5 separate regions of the Homo sapiens genome follow, and all the other regions are linked to region 5. Evidence: chromatin contacts called from ENCODE Hi-C or POLR2A ChIA-PET data. All regions are on one chromosome and are shown on one strand. Each heading gives the region's core, a stretch centred on a gene start or an enhancer-like site at or near the end of the contact. The rest is flanking DNA. Distances are from core to core; before and after follow the strand shown.

Evidence for each region. A loop is a pair of places that touch in the nucleus more often than their neighbours do. ChIA-PET counts read pairs that join two places held with the same protein, here RNA polymerase II (POLR2A). Pooled maps may share reads with other maps.
Region 1: a map with no recorded cell type shows a loop between it and region 5 (7-fold over the local background). The contact joins two enhancer-like sites. A Hi-C loop is called at or near these places in 2 of 37 single-sample maps with no recorded cell type and 4 of 50 pooled maps. POLR2A ChIA-PET finds 5 or more read pairs at or near these places in 1 of 52 experiments (HEK293).
Region 2: a loop to region 5 is called in a pooled map, with 7 times the contacts of the local background. The contact joins two enhancer-like sites. A Hi-C loop is called at or near these places in 7 of 37 single-sample maps with no recorded cell type and 11 of 50 pooled maps. POLR2A ChIA-PET finds 5 or more read pairs at or near these places in 1 of 52 experiments (OCI-LY7).
Region 3: a pooled map shows a loop between it and region 5 (2.6-fold over the local background). The contact joins two enhancer-like sites. A Hi-C loop is called at or near these places in 1 of 50 pooled maps. POLR2A ChIA-PET finds 5 or more read pairs at or near these places in 2 of 52 experiments (BJ and RWPE1).
Region 4: a pooled map shows a loop between it and region 5 (9-fold over the local background). The contact joins two enhancer-like sites. A Hi-C loop is called at or near these places in 4 of 37 single-sample maps with no recorded cell type and 4 of 50 pooled maps. POLR2A ChIA-PET finds 5 or more read pairs at or near these places in 3 of 52 experiments (CD4-positive, alpha-beta T cell, WTC11 and activated T-cell).

Annotation. Positions count from the first base shown.
Region 1 is chr1:243,312,050-243,314,749 of GRCh38, forward strand. All of the region lies in intron 8 of SDCCAG8 (SHH signaling and ciliogenesis regulator SDCCAG8), which reads left to right. Among named protein-coding and RNA genes, the nearest start is that of MIR4677, 33 kb to the right of the region's middle. Within about 2 kb of position 1,387, at least 5 of the 41 ENCODE cell types and tissues checked have a DNase peak (open chromatin) inside an H3K27ac peak, as active enhancers do.
Region 2 is chr1:243,594,564-243,597,263 of GRCh38, forward strand. The region is part of intron 8 of AKT3 (AKT serine/threonine kinase 3); the gene reads right to left. Among named protein-coding and RNA genes, the nearest start is that of AKT3-IT1, 200 kb to the right of the region's middle. Within about 2 kb of position 1,433, at least 4 of the 41 ENCODE cell types and tissues checked have a DNase peak (open chromatin) inside an H3K27ac peak, as active enhancers do.
Region 3 is chr1:243,507,045-243,509,744 of GRCh38, forward strand. The region is part of intron 13 of AKT3 (AKT serine/threonine kinase 3); the gene reads right to left. Among named protein-coding and RNA genes, the nearest start is that of MIR4677, 160 kb to the left of the region's middle. Within about 2 kb of position 1,292, at least 4 of the 41 ENCODE cell types and tissues checked have a DNase peak (open chromatin) inside an H3K27ac peak, as active enhancers do.
Region 4 is chr1:243,726,544-243,729,243 of GRCh38, forward strand. All of the region lies in intron 2 of AKT3 (AKT serine/threonine kinase 3), which reads right to left. Among named protein-coding and RNA genes, the nearest start is that of AKT3-IT1, 67 kb to the right of the region's middle. Within about 2 kb of position 1,433, at least 3 of the 41 ENCODE cell types and tissues checked have a DNase peak (open chromatin) inside an H3K27ac peak, as active enhancers do.
Region 5 is chr1:244,298,245-244,300,944 of GRCh38, forward strand. All of the region lies in intron 1 of LOC105373262 (a long non-coding RNA gene), which reads right to left. Among named protein-coding and RNA genes, the nearest start is that of SPMIP3, 53 kb to the right of the region's middle. RefSeq lists an enhancer at 1,478-1,547. Within about 2 kb of position 1,372, at least 30 of the 41 ENCODE cell types and tissues checked have a DNase peak (open chromatin) inside an H3K27ac peak, as active enhancers do.

The DNA.
Region 1 (2,700 bases), core at 137-2,636, 990 kb before region 5:
TATTAAACCTATTAACACTGAGCGGATTCTGCTTTTATTGTCAATGAATTCTTCTTCTGTATCATTCTCTTGGCCTAACTTAACTAATGCAGAGTGCTGAATATTGAGTGCTATGCTAACTTTGAAGAGTGTCCAGCACCTTTTGGGTTTGGATTTCTAGTTTTATGTATAGTTAGAAGCCTGCCCCCTCCATAAGCTGTTATCATATTACCTGAATGACTTTAACATGGAATGTTTAAAAATGATACCTTAAATATGATAAATCAAAAGTTTCCTTGTAAATGTGGTATTGTGACAGCAGCTTTCAGCTCCTTTGTTGCATCCTTTAGCATTTACTATTTTGAATATATATTCATGAAACAAGAATGGCTTGATGGCCAGGCATGGTGGCTCACACCTGTAATCCCAGCACTTTGGGAGGCTGAGGCAGGTGGATCAGTTGAGATCAGGAGTTTGAGACCAGCCTGGCCATCATGGTGAAACCCCATCTCTACTAAAAATACAAAAATAGCTGGATGTGTTGGTGCACGCCTGTAATCCCAGTTACCTGGGAGGCTGAGGCAGGAGAATTGCTTGAACCTGGGAGGCGGAGGTTGCAGTGAGCCAAGATTGCGCCACTGCACTTCAGCCTGGGCAACAGAGGAAGAACCTGTCTCCAAAAAAAAAAAAAAAAAAATAATGGCTTGTACAGTTGACAAGGAGGGGATCAGGCATGACTTGGAGACCAGGCCACCCATATGTTTCTGGTGGTTTCTTAGGACTCAAGGACTTTTTGGAGAATATACTTAACAACTATTGATGACATTGGATATATTTTTTATGTTGATTTGAAGTCTTCATATTGTTTCCGACCTTTCGCCTTTCACTTGGCCTCTTTATGCCATAAGGGAGGTAAGAGTAACAGTAACCTCTTTTTCTTGCTTAATGATCAAAGTACCTTCACATGGTAACCAAGATGGAACTGCTTAAATTCCTTTCTGTAGCTCACAGTACCTTGGAGAAGTTTATACTTTTCAAAAAAGAGAAAAGATTCCAAGGGTACTTTTCTGGGGCTTTAGTCCAGCTTGTGATTTTGGAGTGGATCATTGGCCTGCTCTGCATAGCTGGCTTTAAAAGACTACAGCAGGAACTTCCCAGAAATGAGGAACAAAGAAATGTTGTAGTCAGCCTTCTAGACTTTCTTTTTAAAAACGGTGTAGTAACACTTATTAGTGATACCTAATAATGCTTAAAATTAATAATAACTGGAGTAATTTAGAAATTATAAGACATTTCTTAGCCACTCCACATTTCAAGGTGGAGCTCATGCATATACATTAGACCAACTCTTTTGCTTAAACACTTGGCTGAGATTGTTAAGGGACTTTCTCAGTCCTTTTGGCCCTGATTGCTGCGCTAAGTTTCTTAAATATTACATGCTCATTAGTGCGTGTAAGTACATGCTTTTCACCCCAGAACACTCATGATCTTTACGTCATCTTTCTGCCTCAGCTGCTCTTTCATCTGGATCATGGAATGTTGCAGGGTTAACACAGTGTTGCTGGCTTTGCGTCAAGAAGCTCCTTGATTACATTCATCAACACATTCACATGGTGTTTCCAAGCACTCATAGAACATTTGCCATGGAGGATGGTAATTTGGAGAACTGCCCTTTCACTCTCACATTGATATGCCACATGTGTCTGTACAGCTTCCCATTGTGAGAGCCTCATTCAGGTGTGGCTCTGGGCTGGACCTGTGGATTGCGGGATCTAGAGCAGGACTGTAGCTAACTGGGCAGTTACCCTGGGTGGCTGGAATCGGCTGTTTCTGAAAGGCAGATTATATAAGTAGCACTGTTAGTCCCAGGGGATAAGTGGGCTAAAAAATGAAAGCTCAGACAAGATGAAGCCAGATGGCCACAGGAATGGAGTAGGAAGCAAGGCCTTGTGTTGAGGAGAGGGGACTGCCAGCCCAGAGCTCTTTCTAAAAAAATTATTTGTGGGGTTGCTTGCTGCTATTTGTTATGTGGACTGGCTGAGTCAAAACAAAACCAAACCAAAACCAAGATTTAGTAACACCTGAGTGAATGAGTAGATAATCCTAAATTGCCAAAATGACTACCTACCTGCAAGCTTCCCAGGTGGGCTCAAAGCTACCTTGAAGCATGCGTTGCATTTGCCTTACAGAAAGGAGGAGTGTGTCAGCCCAGTGGTTACGTGGAGTTTGAGTGTAATCGTTTTGTGGTCTCACTGTTGAATGATGGGCCTAACAAGACATCTGTATATTGGAGTTTTATCTTTGATAATTTTCTGTGGTTCCATAGTCTAAATTTGGTGAGTTAATATTCTGAAACACTTTTGAACCAGAACGACTGAACTCTAGTTTCTAATTCAAAATAGGTAATGTTTTCAGTTTAGATCATGAAATATTAGAACTGAGAGGGAGCTTTACCTCACCTCTTTTGACACCATCCTATAGCAGACTCTTTATTCATTTATTTGTTTTCTTGTTGTTTATTCTGTTGAGCATCTACTGTGTGACAAACACTACTCTTGACAAGAGGATATTCTGAAAATAGATAAAGTCTATTAAACGTAAGTTTCCCATAAGCAGCAAGTTTGTTAGATTTTTATCCTGTTGTGGATCTGTCTGTTTGCATACTTATAAACACTGAGCTTTTTTGATCATTCTTTTTTGAGATGGAGTCTTGCTCTGTCA
Region 2 (2,700 bases), core at 183-2,682, 700 kb before region 5:
CCATATGTGTGACAAACTGATTTTCAACAGAGGTACCCAAGTCACACAATCAGAGACAGGGTCTTGCTGTGTTGTCCAGTCTGCAATGCAGTGGTATGAACATGGATCACTGCAGCATCAACCTCTTGGGCTCAAGCAATGCTCCCAATTCTGCCTTGCACCACCAGTCCAGGCTAATTTTTTAAATTTTTTATTTTGTAGAGACAGGGTCCTGCTGTGTTGCCCAGGCTGGTCTCGAACTCCTGGACATAAGTGGTCTTCCTGCCTCAGCCTCCCAAAGTGCTGGGATTACAGGTATAAGCCCCCATGTCTGACTAAAGGACAGCCCTTTCAATGAAAGATAGTGAAAGAACAAGATGTCTGTAGGGGGAAAAAAATGAACCTCAACTCTTAGCTCACAGCATACATAAAAATTAAAATGGATCACAGACCTATACATGTAATAGGTACAACTTAAAAAGTTTTAGAAGAAAATACAGTCATGCACTGCTTAATGATGGGGATACATTCTGAGAAATGTGCAATTAGACAATTTCATCATTGTGACAACATCCTAGGGTTTACTTACATAAACCTAAATGGCATAGCCTACTACTTCTAGGTACAGACCTGTACAGCATGTTACCCTACTGAATACTCTAGGCAGGTGTAACACAATGATATTTGCACATCTAAACACATCTAGAAAAGTACAGTAAAAATATGATATAGAAGATTTAAAAACGATATACCTGTCTATTGCATTTATAATACCATGAATGAAACTTGTAGGACTGGAAGCTGCTTTGAGTGAGTGAGTGGCGAGTGAATATGAAGGCCTAGGTGATTACTGTAGACTATGAACACTGTATAATGTATAAAATAATTAAAATTATTTTTTTCTTCAGTAATGAGTTAACCTTTGCTTTCTATAACTTTTTCACTTTATACACTTTAAAATTTTTAAAAACGCCTTGACTCTTTTATAACAGTTTAAAATATGAACACATTGTACAGCTATACAAAAATATTGTTTCTTTACATCTTTATAAATATTTTTCTATTTTTTTTAACGTCTTTAACTTTTGGTTAAAAATGAAAACACAGCATATACGTTAGCCTAAACCTACACAGTCAGGATCATCAGTATCACTGTCTTCCACCTCCACATCCTGTCCCACTGTAAGGTCTTTCGGAGCAGGCATCGAGTAGTCATCTCCTACGCTAACAATGCCTTCTTTTGGAATATCACCTGAAGGACCCACCTGATGCTGTTTTACAGTTACCTATTTTTTTTTAAATAAGTGAAAGTAATACACTTTAAGAAACAATGAAAAGTACAATATATAAAATAAAGAAGTAACACAGTCATGTACTATCACAATCAAGTATTATGTATCTAACTGCATGTGCTATGTTTCTACACAACCGGCAGCACAGGTTTGCTTACACCAGCATCACCAAAACATGTGAGTAATGCACTGCAGTATGACTTACAACATTTACATCACTAGGCAATATGAATTTTTCAGCTACATTATAATCTTATGGTATTGTCATATACATGGCCCACTGTTGACAGAAACTTATTATATAGCACGTGACACATAACAAATAGGAGAAAGATGTGTGACCTGGGGTACACAAACATTTCTTGGACAGTACACAAAAAAAGTGAAAACCATAAAAGGCAAGAATTGATAAATAAGACATCAAAATTAAAAACGTCTGTTCCTCAAAAGACATCACTGAGAAAATGAAAAGGCAAGCTACAGTCTGGAAGAAACCATTTGTAATACAAATATTTGGCAAACTATTTGTAACCAGAACATCCAAAGAACTCCTATAATTCAGTAAGAAGATGAACAACCGAATAATAGGTGAAATATTTGAATAGACAGGTCACAAAAGTATATGCAATGGCAAAAAGTCTGAGTGAAGACATTTCCTATCATTAGTCATAAGAGAAACGCAACTTAAAACCACAGTAACATACTCCCACACACTCGTTAGAATGACTAAAATGAAAACCACTGACCACAGCAAGCACTGGTGAGGGTGCAGAACACCTAAAATTCTCATTACATTAATGCTGAGACTGTAAAATGACACAACAGTTTTAAATTTTTGTAAAATGTAAGCATATGCTTACCATAAATCCAACAATCATACTCTTCAGTATTAATTAAAGAGAAAAGAAACAGGCCTATCAGCTTTATTCATATTAGGCAATGACTGGTATTAATCCGCATGTACGTCACCAGTGGGAGAGATTAACAAATGGTGGTATAGCTGTGCAAAGGATAATGACTTCACAATAAAAGAAATAAATGACTGAGAAATGCAACAAAGTTAACAATCTCAAAAAACATTACGCAGAATGAAAGAAGTAGATACAAGACAGTATATATTGTATGAGTTCATTTCTGTGACATTTTTAAAAAGATGAATCAAATCTTTAGTGTCTGAAAGCAGACCAATGGCTACCTAGGGCCACGTGTGGATGTACTATGGGTACAGGGAAGACTGACTGCAAAGAGGCATGGCAGAACTTTTTGAGGCAATGAGAATGTTTTATATTTTTATTGTGATGGGGGCTACATGCATATATATGTTTGTCAGAAGTCATCTAATCATATACTTAAAATGAGTTCATTTCATTATATGTAAATTATACTTAAGTTGACTAAAAAATGAAAACAACCTAAACGTTCAATGATT
Region 3 (2,700 bases), core at 42-2,541, 790 kb before region 5:
TAAACAATTTTCCTCACCAACAGCTTTATTTTACTCAGTGTTTCTGCACAGCAAACCTGCAGCTGGCTCTGGACAGCAGTGGGGAGCCTGGTGCTTGTCCTGCTCAGCCAGGAAGGGCAGGAGCTGCCTGGACTCCTGGGGCCATGGCCAGGACTCATTCCAGCCCGGCGAGGTTCAGCACCCAGGTTAGCCAGATGCTCAACAGGGGCAGGTGCTAGACACCCTTTTGGAAGAGGAGGGACTCTTGCTGGTGTCAGCTAAGAATTGAGAGACAGCCTTCATTCTGTCACTTCAGTAACACATTCATCACAATTCTGAATCTAGGAAATTTCACAGATATCCCTGAGGGCCCCAATCCTTGATATTCTTTAAAGCCAATGATCTCCCTCCATCATTCCTGCCCCTTTCTGTTGTCAGGCTTGGAAACAATGAGGCGTGAACATCTGATCATGGCCCTAAAAGAGCTGAGAGCCTGGGCAGGGGCTGCGGTGGGAGGGGAGCTGGAGGAAGTGGCAGCTGACTCTGAGTCGGAGCCTGTCAATGTACACAAGTTAGTTCCTGCTGTGAGAGGCTGTGCATAGGGAATAGTGATGATAATGAACATGAACTATGTTTTTCAAAAACACTTATCTGGAAAAAGAAGACAATGATCAACTCTACTTGCTACATCCCTTGAATCCCTGCATCCAAGGAACATCAGTTGCCTGATTTTCTTAGAACATTTAACAAATGGCATTATATGGCAGTAAAAGCGACCAGATCTCAAAGAAACCCTCTTTTTCTGTAAGAGGAAGGAGGAGGACCATCAATGGCGATAACGAAAGATGACACATTCCCAAATCTGTTCCATTATTAACGCCAGTGAGGACAATCTGGCATGTCACTGCAGCTGTTTGTAGAAAATGGAACATTTTGCCTTTCTAACTGCTGATTTGTTCTAAACAATAACTGTATTCTGTTTTATACAAGCAAGGTGGCAAGTGGGAAGACAATTGCTAACGAATGGTACTACCCTGGACTTTTATCAACAAAACCTCTGTGTGTTAGCACTTAGGGAGCTGCAACGGTTTCTTACCAGTTAAACTATTCAAAGCTGCAAGAAAAAGGTTATGTTGAATGTAATCACCGTTCAAGGTTTCAGTGATTCTCATTTTATCTGCTCCTTAAGGGAATCTAGGATGTATCCAGGAACTGTCAAACTAAAAATACTGCCCCGTTGCCCTAGAAGAACCCAGAAGCTGCAGTTAACCACCATCAAGGCTGCTCCCCTAAGACAGGAAGCCCAGGGCCCCATGGCCCCCAGTGCTGAGCGCTGCGCTCTGCTGAGCCACACAGACAGCAGGAGAGGCTGCTGAACAGAGGTGCCTGCAGATGCGTCGATGCTAGTCTTTGCCTGGGCATACTCTGCTGAGCTCTTCCGTCTGACTTTCCTTGCTACAGAGGTCCTGAATAGGGAAAAACACAGCAAGTCCATAGCGCCCTCCCCACCCCTCAATTGCGGTGTGCCCTGTCAGAAACAGATGACATTGCTGGGCTCTCGTTTCCGTACTGTCCAGGGCCCAGGAGCAGGGCAGGACCACACCCCATTTCTGACACCCACAAAAGCCAGACTTTTTTTTTTTTTTTTTTTTTTTTTTAAAAGACAGAGTCTTGCTCTGTCACCCAGACTGGAGGGCAATGTTGTGATCTCAGCTCAGTGCAGCTTCTGCCTCCCGGGTTCAAGCGATCCTCCTGCCTCAGCCTCCCGAGTGGCTGGAATCACAGGAATGCACCACCACGTCTGGCTAATTTTTGTATTTTTTTTTGTAGAGAGGGGGTTTCACCATGTTGGCCAGGCTAGTCTCAGACTCCTCCTGACCTCAAGTGATCCACCCGCCTTGGCCTCCCAAAGTGCTGGGATTACAGGTGTGCACCACTGCGCCTAGACAAAAGCCAGACTTTTGTGGTCCTACAATTGCAGGTGGATTTTGATAACCATCTTGAAAGTTACTACAATGTACAGGCTTCCTAGGTATCTCTGTCTCAATCTAGAAGTGAACCTATTATCATTTAAAGACACCAAGGTTGTAGGGCTTTTACAGCATGATCCATGTCTGAAATGACACATGTTATTTAAGAACAGAGGTGCTGTCAGTGGTAAAATATGACATGCCAGGAAAAACATTCTTGATGGCTTTTATATTGCTGATTAATGAAGCCAAGGAACTAGGTTCAAATTATGTTCTAGAAACTGTGCTGGGGGACTTCTAACACCTTCTAACATTTCAGTCTCATTTTAGAAGTCCTAGAGATTGAGCAATAAAATGCACACTAATGACAAATTCTCATCAGGACAAGTGCCCCGCGGGTGTCGAGTAAGGAATAAAGCAGGTAAGATGAATTTCGAAGAGATTCTGGTCCTTGAAAGCTAGGGCTTTGAAATTCAAGTCAATCATGAAAAAATGACTGACTAGCCTAAGAGTCATATACAACAGTTTCTAATTGACCTTATTTGTACCCAAATCCATTTTGATTTGCTCTGGTCTTTCTAGTCTCACATTTCTGAGCATCGCATTAGTCAGCCCTGTCCGCCGGCCCTCCACTACACCACCCCTGCAGCCAGGTGCTTGCTGCGTTGGGCCTATCATCCCCCTAAATGGACTGGCCCACAGCATACAGTAACACTATGGACTAGCCAATCTGGTGCTTGAGCAGAATTGA
Region 4 (2,700 bases), core at 183-2,682, 570 kb before region 5:
CAATTTTCTGAAAATCTCAGTCTGTGGTTGCTCAACTTAGCAACCAATATTCTCTTTTTCAACCCAAAAGAAAGTTAACATTTATCTATGAACAAGCACTCAGTCCCACAGCCATGAGAGTTGTCAAAATAACAGGAAGAAAAATGGACCAAGGATATATAAAGCTGAAAATGGGTCAGAATGCTCAAATTAAGAATCAAACTTATGTTTTTATTTTTCTTGCTTTTTCTTGCAAGCCAGGGCATCCTCATGAAAAAACAGGTAAGAATTTGGCAAGAATAGGGATAGAAAGCAAAAAGAAACTTGTTTTCCCAAACATCTGGCATCCTTCAACAAACTCTGGCAATGAAAAGTCAAAGCAAAGCAGATAAGATTCTGCCAATCACCTTCTACTTAGGCAGTGGCAATAGGTGGCCTAGCCAAGGCTCCCTGCCTGAGCTGAGAAGAGATGTCAGTATTGTGGTAAAGCCCACCTCCTTGGTCTTCAACAGATTCCTTCCATACCCCCAGGTTATGACAGAAAATGAGCAATTCACACAAGCATAAATGTGAAACATTAACATTTAAAAGGAGCCTAACCTACATAATAAGTGCTGAGGCTGAATACACATTGTGGGTCAAAATCAGGACAAGGCAGCTCAACATGGCATCTGTTAAGGGAAGAAAAATAAAGGGCAGACAAAAGACAACATTTAATCCTAGGTTCAACCTTCATAAATCAGCATACAATACCAAAAGTAAGTTAGTTGATTGATTGATTGATTGATTGAGACAGGGTCTTGCTCTGTTGCCCAGGCTGGAGTGCGATGGTACAATCTCAGCTCAACACAGCCTTGACCTCCTGACTCAAGCAATCCTCCCAAGTAGCTGGGACTTCAGGCATGCACTACCATGCGTGGCTAATTTTGTTCACTTTTTGTGGAGATAGGGTCTTGCTATGTTGCCCAGGAAGGTCTAGAACTCTTGGCCTCAAATGATCCTCCCACCTCAGCCTCCCAAATTGCCAGGATTACAGGTGTCAGCCACTGCTCCCAGCCCCAAAAGTTTATTATTATAAGGACTCTTACTCTTCATTGTAATTTATAGGCTGAAATTGCAAAACTGAAAACCCTATTCTTGCAACAATAACTTGAGGTATTTAGAACTCATGACACCAAGTTTCACATCCTCTTTCTTAAGTCTGCAGAAAAGGAACCTCCATCCTTATAGTTCAAAGTCTTTCTAGCAAAGAAAAAAAGAGAACCAAGAAAAAAAAGCATCATAACTATTTTGTAAGTATCAAACTAAAAAATTTGATATAATCTTAGTTTAAAAAAATAATTATAACACTGATTTGATATTTAGGCATAGAGGGATGTTGGTGTTTTATAAGAATTGACCTGACTATAAGCAGCACTCAGCTACATCTCTCAAAAATAAGGGAAAGCCATTTTAAGAGCTTGAAGTAGTATGTTGTAGTCCTATGACATTAATAGTTTAACAGAAACCACATACAACTTGAAGACTAAAACTATCAACTCCCTAAACAACTCACAGTGTACGTTAACATGACTTGACTATTCAGGGAGAGCCTCACCCTGGCAAACGGTTTGATTGTTCATCACAGCAAACTCCTGAAACACGCATCAACGATTCAATAGAAAGCCCCAACAGTATGTAAGATTTTTTGAATCCCTTGCTGTTGCATAATGGTCATCATCCAATTTTAATCAAACACACACACACACCCAGTATTCACTCAACCTCAACCAAACTTTGATTCTCAGTACATACTATCCTTGCTTTCTTCCCTCCAAGAAACCGCCAAAGTTCTAACCAGGTGGTGTACTCCCTTTCTGTGACAGGCAATAAACTCTATCTATAGGTTGTGAGGGAGACACTTGGGCAGCCAGCACTTGATACTATGCCAGCTGTAAGTTTTAATCATTCAGGAATATAGTGCAAAGAGTACTGTGAACTTATGGTGTGCTAATGCATCATACTAGCAATTGTGAATTTAGATCATAAACCTTTGTATTTCACCTAAAACTTTATGGGAACAGATAGGACAGGACAGGCAATCCCAATGCTTTTGTAGAAAAACTGTCTGGTCATATGCTGTCAGTTCTTCACGATTTCAAAGAATAACCACTTGAAAGAAAATTTTCAAAAATCTAAAGACTTAATAAAACTAAGATCAATGAGTTTTAAAGTACGTGTCATTAAAAGCACAAACTCATTTGCAGTCTATGGACTCTAAGGCAAGAGTCATATGCCAGACATCCCAGAAGAGGTAAAAAGTTATTAGAGACAAAAAGGACTTCAGGGAAACTTAGTTTTTCCTTAGGGAAAGGAGTCCTCCATGGAGTCACATGGCCCTCCAATAAGTAGGCATCAGGTAGTGTATCAAGAACTGATACAAGATCAGAAAGGAAGAGCCAATGAGTTAGGAGAAACCAAGGTTGGGTTTCAAGAATTGAGTTGCTACTTGTGCTGAATGATATTAAGAGATGGAGAAAAAGAAAGAGAAAAATGTTCACGCGGATGTCAATGATTTTTACTAGACTCTTCAGAGGAGTAAGAAATCCAAATAAACTAGAGTTTAGGGCAGAAAATTAACTACAAGGTGAGAATATGAAAGATGCCAGTGTGGACAAACCATGCAATAAAATTTTATTAAAAGAGAAGCAGAAATAGAGGCAGTAGCAGAATGGGAAGCAA
Region 5 (2,700 bases), core at 122-2,621:
TAGTTTGGGAGAAGGGATGGAGGTGTCTGGGCAATGGGTGCTTGCTGCTGATTGGCTGGGGGTGCAATCATAGGGGTGTGGGAAATGGTCCTCCTGTGCCTGAGTCCTTTGTGGGTGGGGCCACAGGAGGGGTCAGTGGGTCTAGGTGGAGGCATGAGTGTCAGACATCAAAAAAAAAGACTGAAAAGATATCCCAAAGGCCAATCTTAGGCTCTATAACGGTGATATTATCTGCAGGAGTAATCTGGGAGGTTGCAAATCTTATGACCTGCAGAATAATGGTTGGCAATCATTTATGTCTACACCTTAGCAGAATTCAGGCTCCTCTACCCTGCTAGCCTGGTGGTCTCTCATTACTTTTACAAAAGCAGCTGACTTTGGGGAAAGGGCTATTATCATTTAACTCTCAAAGTTAGCTTGGCCTACACCCAGAAATATTAACAATTAATGGCAACTTGAAGGCTAAAGGCAAGATGAGGGTTGGCTAGATCAGATCTCCCTCACTGCCATAGTTCTCTCACTGACCTAATTTTTGCAAAGCGGTTTCACTGTGTTTCTTGTAAAGGTAGAGGAGAAAGCCCCTCTCCTCCCTCCCTCCCTCTGTGTCACATTTTATTACTTGTGTTAGTGAGCACTAAAAAATGTAAGTCCTGGGTCTTGTGTGAAAAGCTTGCAGTTTTAGGCTGGGCGTGGTGGCTCACACCTGTAATCCCAGAACTTTGGGAGGCCGAGGCGGGTGGATCACCTGAGGTCAGGAGTTCGAGACCAGCCTGACCAACATGGTGAAACCCTGTCTCTGCTAAAAATACAAAATTAGCCGGGCATGGTGGCGGGCGCCTATAATCCCAGCTACTCGGGAGGCTGAGGCAGGAGAATTGTTTGAAGCCGGGAGGCGGAGGTTGCATTGAGGTGAGCTCGCACCACTGCACTCCAGCCTGGGCAACAAGAGCGAGACTCCAAAAAAGGAGACAGAGAGAGAGAGAGAGAGAGAAACGAAAAGCTTGCAGTTTCGACATGCCCTGCTTCTCTGCAGAGACACAAGTCCATGACACTGGTGTCGTGGTTCCTTTTCACTCTCATTGTTTTGGTTGTTTCAGTTCTTTCCCCCCATTTCTCAAACAATCTCCTCCCTCTACTGCAACCAAAAAGCCCCATGCCTCTTCTCCCACCACCCTGCAGACTCAGACAAGACTGCATCTCAGCTTGCTCTCAGGCTGAGAGCACTGATAGCTTGGCTTTATCTAGCAGACAACAGGAAGCCTCTGAAGGGCTCTGGGCAGAGAAATCGTTAGGAAGATGCATCTTGGCAGTAGTTCCTCAAATGAATTGGGCGGTAGTGAAACGTCTTGATTCTCAGAGCAGACTCAGCGTGGGACGGCACACTGGTGCCACCTGGAGGCGGCCGGCCTCAATTACAGACGCAGTTTACAGAAAGCTGACAAAACCCTTCTGAAACCAAATCTGAAACAGAAAGCCATCGAGTGACTTTTTAGCGCTACAGGAAGAGTGGTCTGTTTATTTGGGCTAAGCCAGCAAGGAACAAAACTTCAGGGAAGTGGCCCTGCTAGAGACTCTAGGACTAGCCTGGCCCTCCATGTCCTCCTTTGGGAGAGGCTGACTTACAAGGAGGTTCTTTTTTTTTTTTTTTTCTTTTTGAGACGGAGTCTTGCTCTGTGGCCCAGGCTGGAGTGCAGGGGCGCGACCTCGGCTCACTGCAAGCTCCGCCTCCCGGGTTCACGCCATTCTCCTGCCTCAGCCTCCCGAGTAGCTGGGACTACAGGCGCCCGCCACCACGCCTGGCTAATTTTTTGTATTTTTAGTAGAGACGTGTTTTCACCGTGTTAGCCAGGATGGTCTCCATCTCCTGACATCGTGATCCGCCCGCCTCAGCCTCCCAAAGTGCTGAGATTACAGGCGTGAGCCAGCGCGCCCAGCCACAAGGAGGTCCTTGAATTAGTTATTTTTGTAATAAAACCTCCCAGGATGGGCTGGGGAGCGCCCACCCCACCACCACCACCACCGAAATCTGTTTTGCAACAGATTTGCAAACCAACATATTTGCCAAAATACAGGCTTGTCATTTCTCAGGAGAAGGGGGATAACTGGTTCTTGCTTCAAGTGAAAACCACCACACAGGAAAGAGAATGTGTCCCTAGCACGGTGGCTCACACCTGTACTCCCAGCACTTTGGGAGGCTGAGGTGGGCAGATCACCTGAGGCCAAAAATTCAAGACCAGACTGGCCAACATGGTGAAACCCCGTCTCTACCAAAAATACAAAAATTAGCCGGGCGTGGTGTTGGGCACCTGTAGTCCCAGCTACTCAGGAGGCTGAGGCTGGAGAATTGCTTGAACCCGGGAAGTGGAGGTTGCAGTGAGCTGAGATTGTGCCACTGCACTCCAGCCTGGGCGACAGCGAGACTCCATCTCAAAAAAAAAAAAAAAGAGAGAGAGAGAATGTGTTCCCAGACTAGAGACAGGGTGTCACAGGTGACAATGGCAGTCAGAGCCTGCCCTGTTAGCCTGCCCAGGTTTTTCCAGTACTTTTTTATTTTCCCTAAAGATCCTGTGATTTACAACACAACCTAGGCATTAACAAGCAAGGAAAACTAGAAATTGAAATGAAGCGGTTTTCAGAATAAGGATTAGACTCCAGAATCCCAGATTCTTTCTGCCAGAATCCACTTAATTACACACTGAA